2 separate regions of the Homo sapiens genome follow, and region 2 is linked to region 1. A link is a loop called in an ENCODE intact Hi-C map of the cell type or tissue named here. Cell type or tissue: PC-9. All regions are shown on one strand.

The links. A loop is a pair of places that touch in the nucleus more often than their neighbours do. Peaks named below come from ENCODE experiments on the same cell type or tissue, not always from the same donor. Only the 100,000 strongest peaks of a DNase experiment are listed, where the experiment ranks them.
Region 2: a loop joins it to region 1, with 12 times the contacts of the local background. A loop is called at or near these places in 2 of 110 quality-filtered maps.

The regions. Positions count from the first base shown.
Region 1 is chr9:7,653,891-7,661,890 of GRCh38, reverse strand. It overlaps LOC124902118 (a long non-coding RNA gene), which reads right to left and starts at 4,934. Exons shown (of 3, transcript XR_007061415.1): 1 at 4,583-4,934; 2 at 4,131-4,376. In PC-9, a CTCF peak has its summit at 3,885 (motif pointing left); no DNase peak of the experiment used is centred here; H3K27me3 peaks cover 669 bases.
Region 2 is chr9:6,823,020-6,831,019 of GRCh38, reverse strand. All of the region lies in intron 4 of KDM4C (lysine demethylase 4C), which reads right to left. Among named protein-coding and RNA genes, the nearest start is that of KDM4C, 69 kb to the right of the region's middle. In PC-9, CTCF peaks have their summits at 3,261 and 3,460 (motif pointing left); a DNase peak (open chromatin) is centred at 1,769.

The DNA of each region.
Region 1 (8,000 bases):
TACAGAGTTAATCCCAAGTGGCAGGTCCAGTACTACTGTGGTCGGAATGTTTGTGTCCTCCCCCAAAATTACTATGTCAAAACTTAATCGTCAAGGTGATAGTATTAGGAGGTGGGGCCTTTGGGAGGTAATCAGGTCATAGTAGCAAAGGCCTCGTGAATGGGACTAGTGTTCTGATAAAAGAGGCCCCAGAAAACCTCCTTGCCCCTTGCACTATATGATGACATAGCAAGAAGACCCCATCTATGAACCAGAAATGGGGCCCTCACCAGACATTGAATCTGCCAGCACCTTCATCTTGAACTTCCAGCCTCAAGAACTATGAAAAATAAATGCCTGTTAGTGAAAAGCTACCCAGTTTATGGTATTTTGTTGTGGCAACCCTAACAGGCTAAGTACTAAATTGAGATGTTCTTAATGACTACACTAAGCTGCCCAAAGAGCAACTATCAAAAACAAAAATTATTTTTAAATGTATTAGATTCTCCTTTCCTGTACTTGAGAAATAACACTTCTCCAACATCCTGGGATATGCCATGGCAAGGCCTACCTGTGTACTTCTGTGTTTTTAAGGCATTCTCACAGGTTAATTTTATTCTCCAACAAATATATGGAATAGTTAGAGAAGGTTTTGAGCTTATCGATAGATAAAATAACGTGAATTTTATTTGGGGACTATCTCGGCCAAATGCCATAAGCTTTGCTAGCACTACAGAGTGCACTGACACGTAGTAGGTATTCAATAAACATTGGAGGAATTAATGAAGGGAACCAAGGAACATGATACCAGCCAGGACTTCCTTGGATATCTTCCTGAAGTCACTGAAGAAACACTGAAGGATTAAATATGGAGAAGGATGTGAAGGAGGCAATGAAAAGCAGGGAGACCTAGAAGAAGCCTGCTGCAGTTATCCAGGCAGGAATGGGGCTTCCTCAAGTCAGATTTTATTGTGGAAATGGAGATGATTAAGCAGGTTTGTGAGACAGTAAAAAATTAGAAATGACAGGACTTGGTTAACTATGAATGGTCAGAGGGAGGAAACACTCATAAATATTAATGTCTGAGATTTTAGAAAAAGAGGGTGAGTGAATGGCCTCTTCTCCATATGCTGTATGTATTTTTACCTATTCCCCCATTACGGTAATCATCTTATGGAACTTAAATTGTTCTTTTACAAGCCCATCTCCTTTATTAGATCCTCACCTCCTTGAAGGTGAGGAGCATGTGTAACTCATTGCTATATCCCCTAATGTTTAATGTTTGCTATAAAATGGGTAAGAATTAAGAAATAATTCAGACGTGATTCGCCCTCAGGCCAGGTGGACATCAATTCCTTTCTTTGCTGTCTGTTCCTCAGGCCACCTTTCCTGTACCAACTTAGACTTTTGCACGAATGAGATCCCTTCAGGTTAGATTCTGCTTGAAGGGAATTGCTCTTATTGCCACAAAAATGAGCACAGGTCTAGAGGCCCAAGGCCAAAATAAAATCAGCCTATGGACAAATAGTAACCTTAACTTGAATTACAAAACATGAACTGGTGCTGTACTTCCCCAAGTCCCTGAGGCTTGGTGCCTTCAGATGCATCATTGTTAAGCCATAAATGAATAAGGCAAGGTCTGAGAGAGAGAGCTGCAGACAGGTAAGAGTGATAAGGGTCTAATAAATTTTTTTATCTGAACTTTCTGTAAAGCAAAATGAGCCAACCTCCTTTCATTGTCCTGAGCTGAATGTGTATGTGCCTGTGCATACGCATGCATGAGCACATATCGCCCCAGATAGAATAAAGATACTAGCAAATTTGGTTGCCATAATCTCCCATTACCTAATTTTCTAATTACACACATACCCAAACATGGTCATATCTCTTTAAATGGAAAATGATGTGAATTTTCTTTGAAGATTTAAAGCTTGAAATTGTCATACTCAGCATATATATTTTGCACAACCATTATTTTTCACGAGGTAGCAAACCACAGCTTAACAGAACCAAAAAATTGCTTCTGTTATATGGGGACTTCAATTTCTAATAACAGTGCAATGGGAAATAATCATTTTCCCCTGCCCATTCAACGTATATACTGAGCAAGGCAAGATACCAACCAGTGCCTTCAGCTACTTATTCAGGACCAGGCCCAGCCAGATAGCAGAGGGAAGGCTGCAGAGGAGATATAAATAGCCTAATAACCATTTTTTTTTCTCTTACTACCCTCTCTTACTCCTCACCTTTTACTTTTACTCCTTTTCACTGAAAACTAACATTTATTCACTTGTCTTCTGTATCAATGCTCTTGAGACAAATAGCCCACCTCGCTTTATTGGGATTGCCTATGTTTTTGGCAAAAGTGCCTCAGTCAGAAGGGGGGAGCAATCTCTAGACTAGAAAGCCTACAAGCTTATACCAACTGCCCACTCCTCAGCATGCTGATATGAGTGCATCAGGAGACATTTTTAGTTTTAAAAAAGGGAGAGAGAAATCACTAAGTGTAACACATTCAGCATCAGCGAAAACATCATTGAGTAGACCCACAGTCACTCAATATTATTTAATATTACCAGCTACGGTTCATGTAGAGACTTTTGGTCACATAGGTATAGAACCAAATTCAACTCTCACATTCACTAGGTCTGTGACCTCAGGAAGGTAATATGACTTCCTAGAGCCTCAATGTTATTGTTTGTAAAACTGGGTAGTAATAGCTATCTTGTGTGTTTGTGGTGTATCTGACACAGTATTTGGCTTATATTAGGTGTACCATAATTGGCAGTTAACATTAATGTTATTGTTATTATATTATTAAATCAGGATCCTCCATTCATATAGGAGGATCTATATCCTCAGCTATTGGCCTATTTATCTCCCATCAGCAAGGATACATTGTTCATTAAGACATCTCATTTTAGCCTGGCCCACCTAGGGCACTCTAAGCTCCCCTTTCGCATACATGGAATTGACAAGAAGACTCATTGTCCCTATCCATAGACTCCAAGGATTATAGCCTTCTTAGGAAACTCTAAGGTGGTTTCCTTTGTGCAAAGCTCAGCTACCTCTAAGTAGCAAAAGCTCACTCAGCAACAGGATCACAGAGTGAAGTTTCTTCTCATTCTCTGCTGAAACCTGCTATGTATTAACTTAGCTGTGTCACCTAAAAGCTGCTTCTTCATCTTGTATCTCCATGTGGTTGCATAGAGCTTGGTACATAGTAGGTACCCAGTAAATGATTAATGGATTAAATTTTCTTTTTCTTTTTTTTTTTTTTTTTAGCTTCTGGAAACATCCACATCATGATTAAATATCTTTTCCAAGTTCTAAAGAACCACTATCCTAAATTAGGACTTTGGGGAATCATTCAAAAAGAAAAGGTGTGAGAATTGGGTAGGTACTCCAACAGTATCTACTACATTATTCTACCCAGAGTCTTCTGCAAAACTCACCTTCTTCCTTATTTGTTCTACATTTAGGGTAATGTTGGCCATTCTGATCACCTGGCAATAACAGACTTTTTTTTTTTTTTTTTTTTTTTTTTGAGATGGAGTCTCGCTCTGTCGCCCAGGCCAGAGTGCAGTGGCACGATCTCAGCTCACTGCAGCCTCCACCTCCCCGGTTCAAGCAATTCTCCTGCCTCAGCCTCCCGAGTAGCTGGGACTACAGGCACGCACGCCACGCCCGGCTAATTTTTGTATTTTTAGTAGAGACGGGGTTTCACCATGTTGGCCAGGATGATCTTGATCTCTTGACCTCGTGATCCACCCGCCTCAGCCTCCCAAAGTGCTGGGATTATAGGCGTGAGCCGCCGCGCCCGAACCCAGCCAGGCTTGTAAACTTCACGTGATGGAGGTTATTTCCAACCAGAGGCTATACTGGCAATTTGTTTAAGCTGCCACCTGGTGGCGCTTGATTTATGCCCTCAAGATCTGGAAAGCCTAGCTCCCCACAGGCAAGATAACAGAATACAAAAAAAATAGAGCACATTTGCAACACACTTTTGAATTAACCTGGGCAATTCCTCTAAAAATTAAAATTGTAGAAATCTCAAAGTTGAATTTCTATTATATTGCATTAAGTTGGAAATCATATATTAAGCACTTATTTGAGTTATACTCATGATAAATCGTACCAAAGGGACTTACAATAAAGTTGTAAAATTGTGGATGGTCTCGATCTCCTGACCTCGTGATCTGCCCGTCTCGGCCTCCCAAAGTGCTGGGATTACAGGCGTGAGCCACCGTGCCCAGCCAATCGTTTGAACCAAAAGTTTGAAGTTTTTCAGTTAGTTCCTTTCTTGTGAATTTGAAAAATACAGTATATTTGCCTTGCGTATTTCTCGAAGTAATTGTGAAGATTCAATGAAATAATGATGTGAAAGTCTTTGTAATCTGTGAAGTGAAACACAAATGTTAGTCATTAGTGTTATTTCTCCAGTCTTCCCTAGAGCAAGACAGAGAGGCCTTCTAGAGACACATTCCATTAGCTAGAACGTCAACATTTCTGCATTGATCACTATATTCTAAAAGAGTACACATGAAAAGATATGCAACTTCCATAATATTGGGCAAGAAATGTTAAAAAAATGAACACTCACACATTCTGAGCTGCCACAGCCAGGAAAGAGGAGGTTGTCTAATGATATTTATCTGCAGGAAGTCAGAAGTATCATAGATAGATATTTCTTCCCAAAGTAGGAAAGCAGTTTTCAATTTGGACTTTAATTAGAAAGTGATTCTTTTCCCCCAAGGGAGTTTAAATTACCCCCATCCTTTGTCATAGCCTGTTGGAGAAGGATGTGTGCACACCCAGGGAGAACACCCAGATTGAGAAGGCAACAACATGGAGCATCATGTAGTTATTCCTGGTCCAAAAAGAGAGGCAGAGCTTCGTTCTCTGCTGCACTGAGTCCCTAGGTCCCAGACCTGACCTACCACCCAGCCAGAAACAACAAAAAAAGGAAGAAAATATTTAAAACAATGGCTTTCACACATTAAACAACCTACAGTCTAGGACCGTGATCCTTTAGAGAAAGAAAACAAAGGGAGCCCTGTGAATAACTTGGCTTTCTGCCTGGAAGCACGTGAATCAGGGAAGGACACGCCAAGCACAGTACAACCATCTTGCTGAGTTGAGGAGGGAGATCAGAGTTGGTGACGAATGAGAGGGCTCAAATTTGAGGGTCAGAGTACTGGAGAGGAAGGAGACACACAGAGGAAGAACTTCAGAAACCTGTGAAAGAGTCCCCTGGCAACTGTGCCAAATACTAAGCTGTAGATGTGTAGGGTAACACTCCACAAGTCAGTCAAAGAACTACTTCTACCAGGAGCTGTAAGCTGAACAATTCCAAAAGTTCACATAAGGTATACGGTAGGGGTGTGTGTGTGTGTGTGTGTGTGTGTGTGTGTGTGTGTGTGTGTGAGAGAGAGAGAGAGAAAGAAAGATACACAAACAGAGACGGAGGCAGACAAGGATCAAGCATCCTGAGGTTCATTAATGTGTGATAATAATGGAATCCAGAAGAGTATCAATGGAATCTAATTTCAAAGAGAAGATTAGACCAAAATATAGACTATTATCTTGATAAGATGCCTGCATTAAGCTAGAATCTATTATAATTAATACACAGTATTACAAAATGTGGGGTCAGTGATTCTCAACAAATCTTTGGGCGGCTTTGTAAAGTCCTCAGCTATAAAATCATTGGGTTATTGTTATAAGTATAGATTTTATGTAACTATTCTGGCAGGAATCAGAATTATGTGCCTGGAATGAGGAAAACCAAATGAGCACAGAGCTGATTTTTATCTTGTGAGCATCCCTTCTTTTTTATCAGTTACTTATATAAGCATGCTTCCATTGTGTGCCCTGGTTCTTCTCCAAAACCAACCTGAGTCTTCAACCAACCTGGCTGTTCCTCATGACCTGAAGGATAAGGACATGACCTCCAGGATTTCAGACACCTGTCTTTATTATTTACTGCCCATGTCATGGTTGTGGTATATACTCTTAGTAAAACTCCTAGTAAGCAGTAACCTTACCAGATCCTTCCTGACAATTTTTTTTTTATTCTGGAATCCTATACATCAAAGATATACAATAGATTATAAAAATTTTCTAAGTCAATATCATACCGTAGAGAGATAACAATTCTGAAGAGCCCAAGATCACAAACCAGCTTATGCCAGAGAGATGGCCTTTCTGCTTAAAGACCATATCAGCAAAGAGAGCCAGACCCCTATTTAGACTTTCCTACTTGGTCAAAATGTTCCTTGTGGAAGGGATTAATAACAGGGAAATAGAAAACCTGGTCAGTATGGTTAGCCTGCTCCTCACAAGCTCGCAACATATCCCAGAGGAGTGGGTGCTCTGTCTCCTTTGTTAGATGTCAGAATCACACCTGCCCTAACTTCCTTCCTCCATTAAACATTTGCTGAGTATTACAGCAAGTGGATCAGTCATGATTGCGAGGTGTTGAAAAAGAAGAAAATGTGTGTATTTCATTTGCTTTCTTTAGTAACTTCAACATTACCTATATGCCATGTAGCCTTAAAATGGCCATCAGCAGGAAGTCAGAAAAGCTAGCAATGAAGATAAAGAATGCCACTAAACTGCAACTGTCATGAAAACAAGAACCAAGTCTGATTTTACACAACTGTACCCTCAACATAGAGCATAATTTCTGGCATATAGTAGGTGCTCAAGAAATTTAAGTTCTTGTGTACCTCCTCACTTTCTCCATCCTCATTCAGACAAGCAGGTCTCTGTCATTCATCTGTCCATTCATTATTGACTATCTTCCATAATCCTGGCACTTTATATATTGTATATATGTCGGCTAAGGTTCAACCAGGGAAACCAAACCACTAAAAGATTCTCATTCTCTCTCTCGTGTGTGTGTGTGTGTGTGTGTGTGTGCCTGCATGTGGTGTGTTTTTATAAAAAGATTTGTTACAGACATTGGACTTATGCGGCCGTGGGAGCGGGTTAAGTGGTCCCAGTAAGTTTGTTGTCTTCAGGACTGATGCTAACAATTGAAGTCCACAGGCCAGACAGTGGGGAAAATAAGATGGATGTTAAATAAGAGACAGCCTGGATAAGTCAGAAGGCACAAACACAAGCTGGAGCTCACGAGAATGAACTGGAACCTTCCAGTTGCTGTCGCCCCCAATCTTGATCTCATCGTTAGTAACGGGTAAAACTGGGATGTAATGACAAAGTTCCCTTTCCACTCCAGCATTACAGAAAAAAAAAAACCGAGGGCCGGGCGGGATGGCTCACGCCTGTAATCCTAGCACTTTGGGAGGCCAAGGCACGTGGATCACCTGAGGTTAGGAGTTCGAGACCAGCCTGGCCAACGTGACGAAACCCCATCTCTACTACAAATATAAAAATTAGCCTGATGTGTTGGCACACGCCTGTAATCCCAGCTATCGGGAGGCTGAGGGAGGAGAATCACTTAAACCTGGGGCGGGGGGCTGCTGGCGGAGGTTGCAGTTAGTCAAGTTTGCGCCGTTGTGCTACAGTTTGGGCAACAAGAGTGAAACCCCAGCTCAAATATAACATCTACATAGATGCTAACAGGAAACAGAGTGAATGGACCAACACCCTGTTTTAGGACACAGCAAAACACAAGAGTAGACATTAGGAAAGAGTTAATCACTGCTAGAGCACGGTTGTAACTAAAAACCTAGTGAGCAAGAGAGACATTGGAGGCACTTCTAGTAAGACAAAGAAGCCCTGCCTTTGAAAAATGAGGATTAAATCTTCTAGAGGAATCAAGATGGGCAGAGCCACCACACAATTGCAAGAAACACAATTCATACAGAATGTAATGTAAACATGCCACTAGAATTGTGCAACACAATGGTTCTGAAGTCAGCAGGCCATTTGCTAGACTGTTTAGCTATACATACACTGCAGAGAACACTACAACTTCAAACAAGTTGGGACAATTTTATAAGTAGATAAATACTCAAGAGGGACTACTCTGATTTGCATGGATATTTACATGT
Region 2 (8,000 bases), 830 kb after region 1:
GCTGTACTTGAGCCTTTTCTTAACCACTAATACCTGGAAAATCCCAGTTTAAATAAAGAATATACCTGTTCTTCCCAATTCCTCTATACCACTCTGTGATTTTTCCTTCAGTTTCTCCCAGTTGTTGGTTTTTTCCACCTTGCTTCATTTTCTCTACAGCTGCTATTTCTTAAAGCAATGTCAGATTTAACACACTCTCATAACACATGGCAGAGGGCTGGTGCTACTGAGTTTCCCTTTTATTCTTCATAAAGAAAAACAGCCTAAGGTACTTCCAGTGGCCTCATTTTCATTCTTCATTCTTCACAGAATAAAATTCTGGATCATACACATAGGCACATTATTCCTTCAATGGAAAAGGAAAACTAACAATAATTCTCCTAAATATTAAACTATACTTCATCATTATAGGACATTTGGAAAGTAAACTTTAAAATATCAAATATATAAATCTGCAAAGAAGAGAAAACCATTTTATCATTTTAGTGACATCTTTCTCTTAAAAACTTGTTGTAACTAGCATATATTTAGAATCAGACTCCTGGCATTCATGACTCTAACTCTGCACCAGTGACCCCCCAAAAGCCCACTGACAGCTGGTGACTTATTTTGAAGAAACCATACTAGGATGCTGGGGTGTGGGAAGCAGCTCCACGACCTCCCTCATCTCAGCCAGACCTGCTGCTCTCTACCCTTGGGCAAGTGAATGAATTATGAGGGAGATTGTAAGCAATACTGGAAATCCAGAGTGGGCATTCCAAAATCTTGGAGATATATCTATACACGGTTATCCTGGTTTCCTCACATACCACTGTGTTACAAACATTTTCTTAACATTTTATTGTACATATTACTTCATGGCTTTAACAATTTGTATCCGTATTTCTCCTTTGTAACATGTAAGTTGTTTTACATTTTTTGCTGTAATAAGGAAAACACTAAAAAAAATTTTGGTACAGAAACACTGCCCCATATTTTTGATCATCTGTAAAACAGATTCTAGGAGAAGTTGTAGATGAATGGTTCCTTTCTGACAAGAATTACTTGAATCTTTCTACTCTATTTATAAATTCACCCCAGAAAAAAAACACAGGCTTTTATATCTTACAAAATTATAATAAAGATGAAATCTAGATTATCTTTATATTCCTTTTTGTGAAATGGAAAACAGCAGGCCCAAAGCAGGAACTGGGCTTCCAATAGATATACCTTATCAAAGCCCTTCTGTAAACCTGCAGGCAAGGCTGGGTTGCAGGGGAAATGCCCTTCTGACCAGCAGAGGCCTCAACAGACACCAATCCAAGACAAGAAGAGCTCCAGAGTATACACAGTGTTCAAGCTCTAACCATCCTTCCTGGTGACTGTCTGAAAGAGTAGAGACAGAATAGGAAAGGGGGGTCTCCCAGCTCTGCCACTAAGTAGGAGTCATCTAGGATAAACCCTAACATTCAGTCTGAGCTTCCTTATCTATCAATGTGTTGACTATTATACCAGATGATCTCCAAAGTTTTTTCCAGCTGAAATTGTCAATGACTTTATGTTCACCAGCCAAATTCAGCACTAAAACTCTCACTTTTCACCTCTGAGTTTCATGTTCTTTCTCCTTTAGTAATTCTCACTGAATTCTCACTGCTGTGTCCCTAATACTTTCCCACAGAAATCTGCCCCTCTAGGCATGCCAATCATCCAGAACTCACAAAACAGGCTCAGCTTCCTCATCCCTCACATTGCTCACCATGCCTAATGTCCATAATGCCCTGGATTCTCAGTACAGTCTTGTGGACTTTGCCAGTGCCCAGTAATCTTCACCTCTTTACACTCCTACTGTGTGTAGTATTCATGCCATCCACCAGGCTTCTGCCTGTATAGTGTGTGTTGTTTATCCCTCAGGGAAACCATTCATGACTCTCAAGCTAACCAGTAAGCTCCTTGCACTGGCCAACACCCACCATTGCTGACACGTCTCACAATCATCGATCACTCAGAGTGATTCTCCACACATATTTGTTGATTTATCAATTTACCAGGTTATTAAACATTTAAGTATGTTTCAACTGTGAAGTTTAACAGTTGAGAGGTAAAGAGAAGAGTGAAAAGAGAAACGGCCAATTCTACTCACATCCTATCCAACCCAATTTTTTTTTTCTTGAGACGGAGTTTCGATCTTGTTGCCCAGGCTGGAGTGCAATGGCGCCATCTCGGCTCATGCCAACCTCTACCTCCCAGGTTCAAACAATTCTCCTGCCTCAGCCTCCTGAGTAGCTGGGATTACAGGCATGTGTCACCACGCCCGGCTAATTTTATATTTTTTAGTAGAGACGAGGTTTCTCCACTTTGGCCAGGTTGGTCTCGAACTCCCAACCTCAGGTGATCCACCCACCTCAGCCTCCCAAAGTACTGGGATTACAGGCGTGAGCCACCGCACCTGGCCCCACCCCAAATTTTTAAACTATGTCTGACAGAAGATCAGACGGTCTCTACGTGAACATTCCAAGGTCAGTATTTCCTTACCTCAAGTGGCAGCCCAACCTGCTCTGGGGCAGATGTATTCCTTAGAAACTTATTCCAGAGATGGCCGGGCACGGTGGCTCACACCTGTAATCCCAGCACTTTGGGAGGCCGAGGCAGGCAGATCACAAGGTCAGGAGATTGAGACCAGCCTGTCTGACATGGTGAAACCCCGTCTCTACTAAAAATACAAAAAATTAGCCGGGCGTTGTGGTGGGCTCCTGTAGTCCCAGCTATTCGGGAGGCTGAGACAGGAGAATGGCCTGAACCTGGGAGGCGGAGCTTGCAGTGAGCTGAGATCACGCCACTGCACTCCAGCCTGGGCGACAGTGCGAGGCTCCGTCTCAAAAAAAAAAAGAAACTTATTCCAGAGACAGACTGAATTTTCCCACAGTGATCCCACCTAACCTTCCTACTTGCACCATTCTCAGGGGCAACAACCACATGGGCTTTAACTGCTCTTCCAACAATTCCTGCACCATCCCAGCTGTGCTGCTCTGGCAACACCCCTCTGAAAACACAGCTTCTAGAACTAACGGAAACATTCTGGATGCAATGTGACCAATAAAGCTGTCCATCACCTCCCCTGTCTGGATGATAACTTTTGGGGTCATGCAAGCTGACCTGCTTCACTAAAGAGCAGCCATAACATGCTAGCAGATAAATGAGCTGTGATTACCTAGAAGCCTTATTTCACAGAACTAAAACCTGAAAGTCACAATCCTACAAGCCAATAGCTCTCTCTCTGCGTCAAAACCTGTCTAGGATGACATCTTTGCCTTGGATGTGAAATTTAGGCAGTTAGTGTTCTGGCTTTGAACGATTTGTTATTTCAAAGTAAATGATATCCTGACATGATAAAAATAAAAAATGGAAAGGAACTCTCCTGGTGACTCAAACCGTTTAAACTGTTTTACCTCATTTGGAAACCCACAGCCTCAAATAAATTTGCTGTCCAAGAGCACCATCTGCTGGATGAAGGTATTTAAGCTACCCCATTGAGGGAGAGGGAAAAAAAGTCTATAGGTTAAATGCCACTATGTCTAACACCTTGGTGTGAAAAGATTCCCATGCCTCACCAACAGGTTTCTTATAAAGGAGCTCTTGATTTGACAAAATTCTAATACAAGAGAAATCTGGAACTGACAAAAATTCACTATCATTGAATTTAGTTCATCTTAAATATTGCTTATCATAAAGTAAACATTTCTGAGCTGGAAGGAACGAGAGAGAGCAGTTAATTCAATTTCTTCCCCTTGTAGATGAAGACTCTGAGAAAAACACAGAGCTTTCCTGAAAGTCACAGCTAGGAATGGCAGACATTGATTATAAACGAAAACAGGTCAAATATTCTGTGATGTTTAATAAAGTCTTCAATCTCAAGAAGCTGCAGAAGAATGGCAGAAAATGGGGCAGTGGGTGTCTGTGCAAGGTGCCACTCTCTCAGGTTAGCAGCGATCTGGCCACCCACTGTGGACTGTGCCCTGCCCCACACTGACCAACACAAGATCAGGAGCTGTCATACTCTCCCGCCTCCACCCACCCACATCCTTCATATTAGATTTATCTGCTTTCCTCTACCTGTGAAAACCATCCTGCCAATAAAAACAATAAAAATAAGATACATTTTCTTTTTTTTTTTTTTGAGATGGAGTTTCACTCTGTCGCCCAGGCTGGAGTGCAGTGGCGCGATCTCAGCTCATTGCAACCTCTACCTCCCAGGTTCAAGCGATTCTCCTGCCTCAGCTTCCCCAATAGCTGGCACTACAGGTCCCTGCCACCATGCCTGGCTAATTTTTTGTATTTTTAGTAGAGACAGGGTTTCACAATGTTGACCAGGCTGGTCTTGAACTGCTGACCTCAGGTGATCCACCCACCTTGGCCTCCCAAAGTGCTGGGATCACAGGCATAAGCCACCGCGCCCGGCCAAATAAGATAAATTTTCAATCATCTTGTTGAAGAACATCTATCATCATGGGAAAGCATTCACAATGGGTCAAACAGAAGGGGGATAAAACTATGTTCATTGTACCACAAAAATTTTTTTTATATGCAATTATGGAGCATTCATAGAGAAAAAATGGAAGGAAATATACAAAACAGTTTTGACAGCTGTTTTCTCTGAATGCCAGGATTATGAATGATTTTCATTTTCTCTATGTAATACCTTCCCATATTTTTCATATGTAATGTTTATATTAACAAAAAGGTAACTTTTACCTTAAAGTGGTGTAATTTATACTTATAGATTATCAAGAAAACTAAAAACAAAATGGAAAGAATAGGACACCAACCACCCATCCACCTAGTACGAGCATAGCAAAAAAAAAAAAACTTTTCCCCAGCTCAAGAAGAAATATATAAAACATTTATATTTTTTTGTATTAAGATTCTCCACAAGGCCAGGCACAGTAGCTCATGCCAGTAATCCCGTAACTTTGAGAGGCGGAGGCAGGAAGATCACTTGAAGCCAGGAGTTTGAGATCAGCCTGGGCAATATAGTGAAATCCCGTCTCTACAAAAACTACAAAAAATTAGCTGGGCATGGTGGCGCACACACGTAGTCCCAGCTACTCAGTAGGCTGAGGTGGAAGGATCACCTGAGCCTGGGAGGTGGAGGCTGCTGTGAGCTGTGATTGTGACACTGCACTGCAGGCTGTGCAATGGAGTGAGACCTTGTCTTAAGAGAGACAGAGAAATAAATAAAAAAAAGATTTGCCACAATATTTTTCAAACTGTTTTAAATTTTCTATCACTTTTCCATTAATAAATACCTGAAGATAACAAAAGCAATAGGCCAGCAAATTAATATTGAAGAAAAATCTTGGAGGTACAATTTAAAATATTTTCTATATTTTGAGATGCAGAGACATGAGTTCACATGCTGTCCACTTGTAAAATTTTGCCTGGTTTATAAGACAAAACACAGGACATGATGTACCCCAAAGAACTCCATGGCTTCCAGTTTGAGAATCACTGTCTCTGAAGGTGATTCGTTCTTTCAGAAACATATCAGGAATGCAGTTACCTGAAGGCCAATAAATAAAGATAGAACACAGTTACCTTGCCCTAAGATCTCTGCATCATCTATGTGCAATAGATAAGTCATCTTTTGCTATGTATCTTACCGAAGCAGTTGTCAAGGTGTTTTCCGAGGACCACAGGAAGACACGCAGACCTTGTCAGAGGGTCTGTGACATCAAAACTATTTTCAAAATTATACCAGAACATTAATTAGTATTTGCCTTTTTCACTCTCATGAGTATAGAGTTTTCCAGAAGCTATAGGACATATGACTTTATAACAGATTAAATGTAGAAGCTGATATAAAAATCCAGCTATCTTTTTTTTTTTTTTTTTTTTTTGAGACCGAGTTTCACTCTGGTTGCCCAGGCTGGAGTGCAATGGCACTATCTCAGCTCACTGCAACCTCTGCCTCTTGGGTTTGAGCAATTCTCTTGACTCTGCCTCTCGGGTAGCTGGGACTACAGGTGCATGTCACCACACCCGGCTAATTTTTTTGTATTTTTAGTAGAGATGGGGTTTCACCATGTTGGCCAGGCTGGTCTCGAACTCTTGACCTCAGGTGATCCACCCGCCTCGGCCTCCCCAAGTGCTGGGATTATGGGTGTGAGCCACCGTACCTGGCCACAATCTTCTATTGAGCTAGACATAAGAGATTTGAAAAATGTAAAATAATGTGACTCTTCCTACTAATTTTTTAATTGGGGAAATACAGTCACCTTTTCTTTTTCTGTCTGCTCCTCTCTACCCTATGGTCACCTTGTATAAAATAATGTATGTTGATATATAATGGACTGTTTTAATGAATTAAATATTTTTTAAATATTCTCTTAATTTTTTTTTTTTTTTGAGACGGAGTCTTGCGTGAGCCACCACGCCCGGCCTTAATTTCTAATACAATAAAAAACAATAGATATAACCTCCTTAAATGAAAGTTATTTGAGGTTCACAATAATTATTACAATTGTAACAGGGCCTTAAGATGAAAGTTTGAGAACTACTGTCTTGGAGTAAAAGAGTTCAGAAAAATGCACACTGGGGAAGCTCACCTGAACCCTCTTCACCCTTCTCATCCGAAGCCCTCCCCAAGCCTCTTGCTGTAACTAGACCATCTTGCTGCAGTCTGTTATCAGATCACAATATTTTTCACAGCTATTTTTCCAATGCCATGCACTCATCAGACCCTATGCTAGAGACTGGAGCTAGAGAATACATGAGAAATGACACCTGTCACCAATGAACTCAGAGTCTACTGCAGAAGAAATAGCCACGAAAAGAAATACCACAAAAACAAATACAAGTAACCTTCATCCTCTGTTATCATTTTCCAACTATTTGCTACAATAATTTTTTTACCCAATATTCACTGTCCAAATCAAAGACTCTCTATGATGGTGTCCACCAACAGAACTGTTTCAGTTGTATACAAATCTAGGTCAGAGAATATAGTCTGCAGCTAAGTTGTATCTCAGATGTTTTCCCAAAAGGATTATTTCTAGCGCCCACATTAAGTGTATTGGCATTACTGCTGTCATCTTCCCATCAGTATGAGTGAAAATGTCTCCTGAAAAAGTAGAAAAACCCGAGGAGAAAGTAAGTGAGCATATGAGACCTACAGAAGCCTACGAAGAGTTGGAAGTGATGGTGCGTACTGAAGGAAGGAGGCCCATCAGATATTAACTTGACATGTCCCAATCTCTTCAACATAGCAGAGTTGCTCCTGAAGAGCTTCACCATGTGACTCAAGATTTTGAAAAACTAGAGAAATTCCTTTTGCAGTGGACTCATAGCCATTCTCAGGGTAGGAGACCAATGATTATCTGGCTGGTACAGGAGAGGGTAGGGGACACCTTTGGAGATCTGGAGGCAGCAGCAACGAAGGAGCAACGTGATTCAGTGAAGGAGCTAAGTTTCAAAGCAAGTGCAAAATGGTCTGAAACATCCAACAACAGTGTGAGATAGCAGAAGTTGAAGGTGACAGGTAGGGCACCATCCCCTCACAGTGAAGTGTGGCTACCTTCCTCCAGTGACCTGCAGAAAACTATCATCAAAGATGGTTACACACACAGGAAATTCTCAGTCTTTATGAAATGCTATCCCATAGGTTTATTACAGAATCCAAAGGCTAAATTGCTCCATGGGTACTCTGACAGTGAGGATAAGCTACCCCCTTTTGGTGCAAAACATTGGTTCCAAGGGGCCACTGAAGACTGACCTGCATGTTATGCTATGAGGCATTTAAACTGGAAAGCCAGCACGATGGAGAATAGAGATGAGGATGAGAGGAGGAGCTATGTGTCACCGCTCAGCAAAGGGAAAATCTTGCAAAGACGACTTGAATACACACAATACACTGGAAGGTCCATCTAGGGTTATAGATTATGAAGGTAATAGCATGAGCAAAACATGTAGAACTTCATTTTATACCTCTATTTAATGAAGCATTACCACGAGAAGAATCATCATTA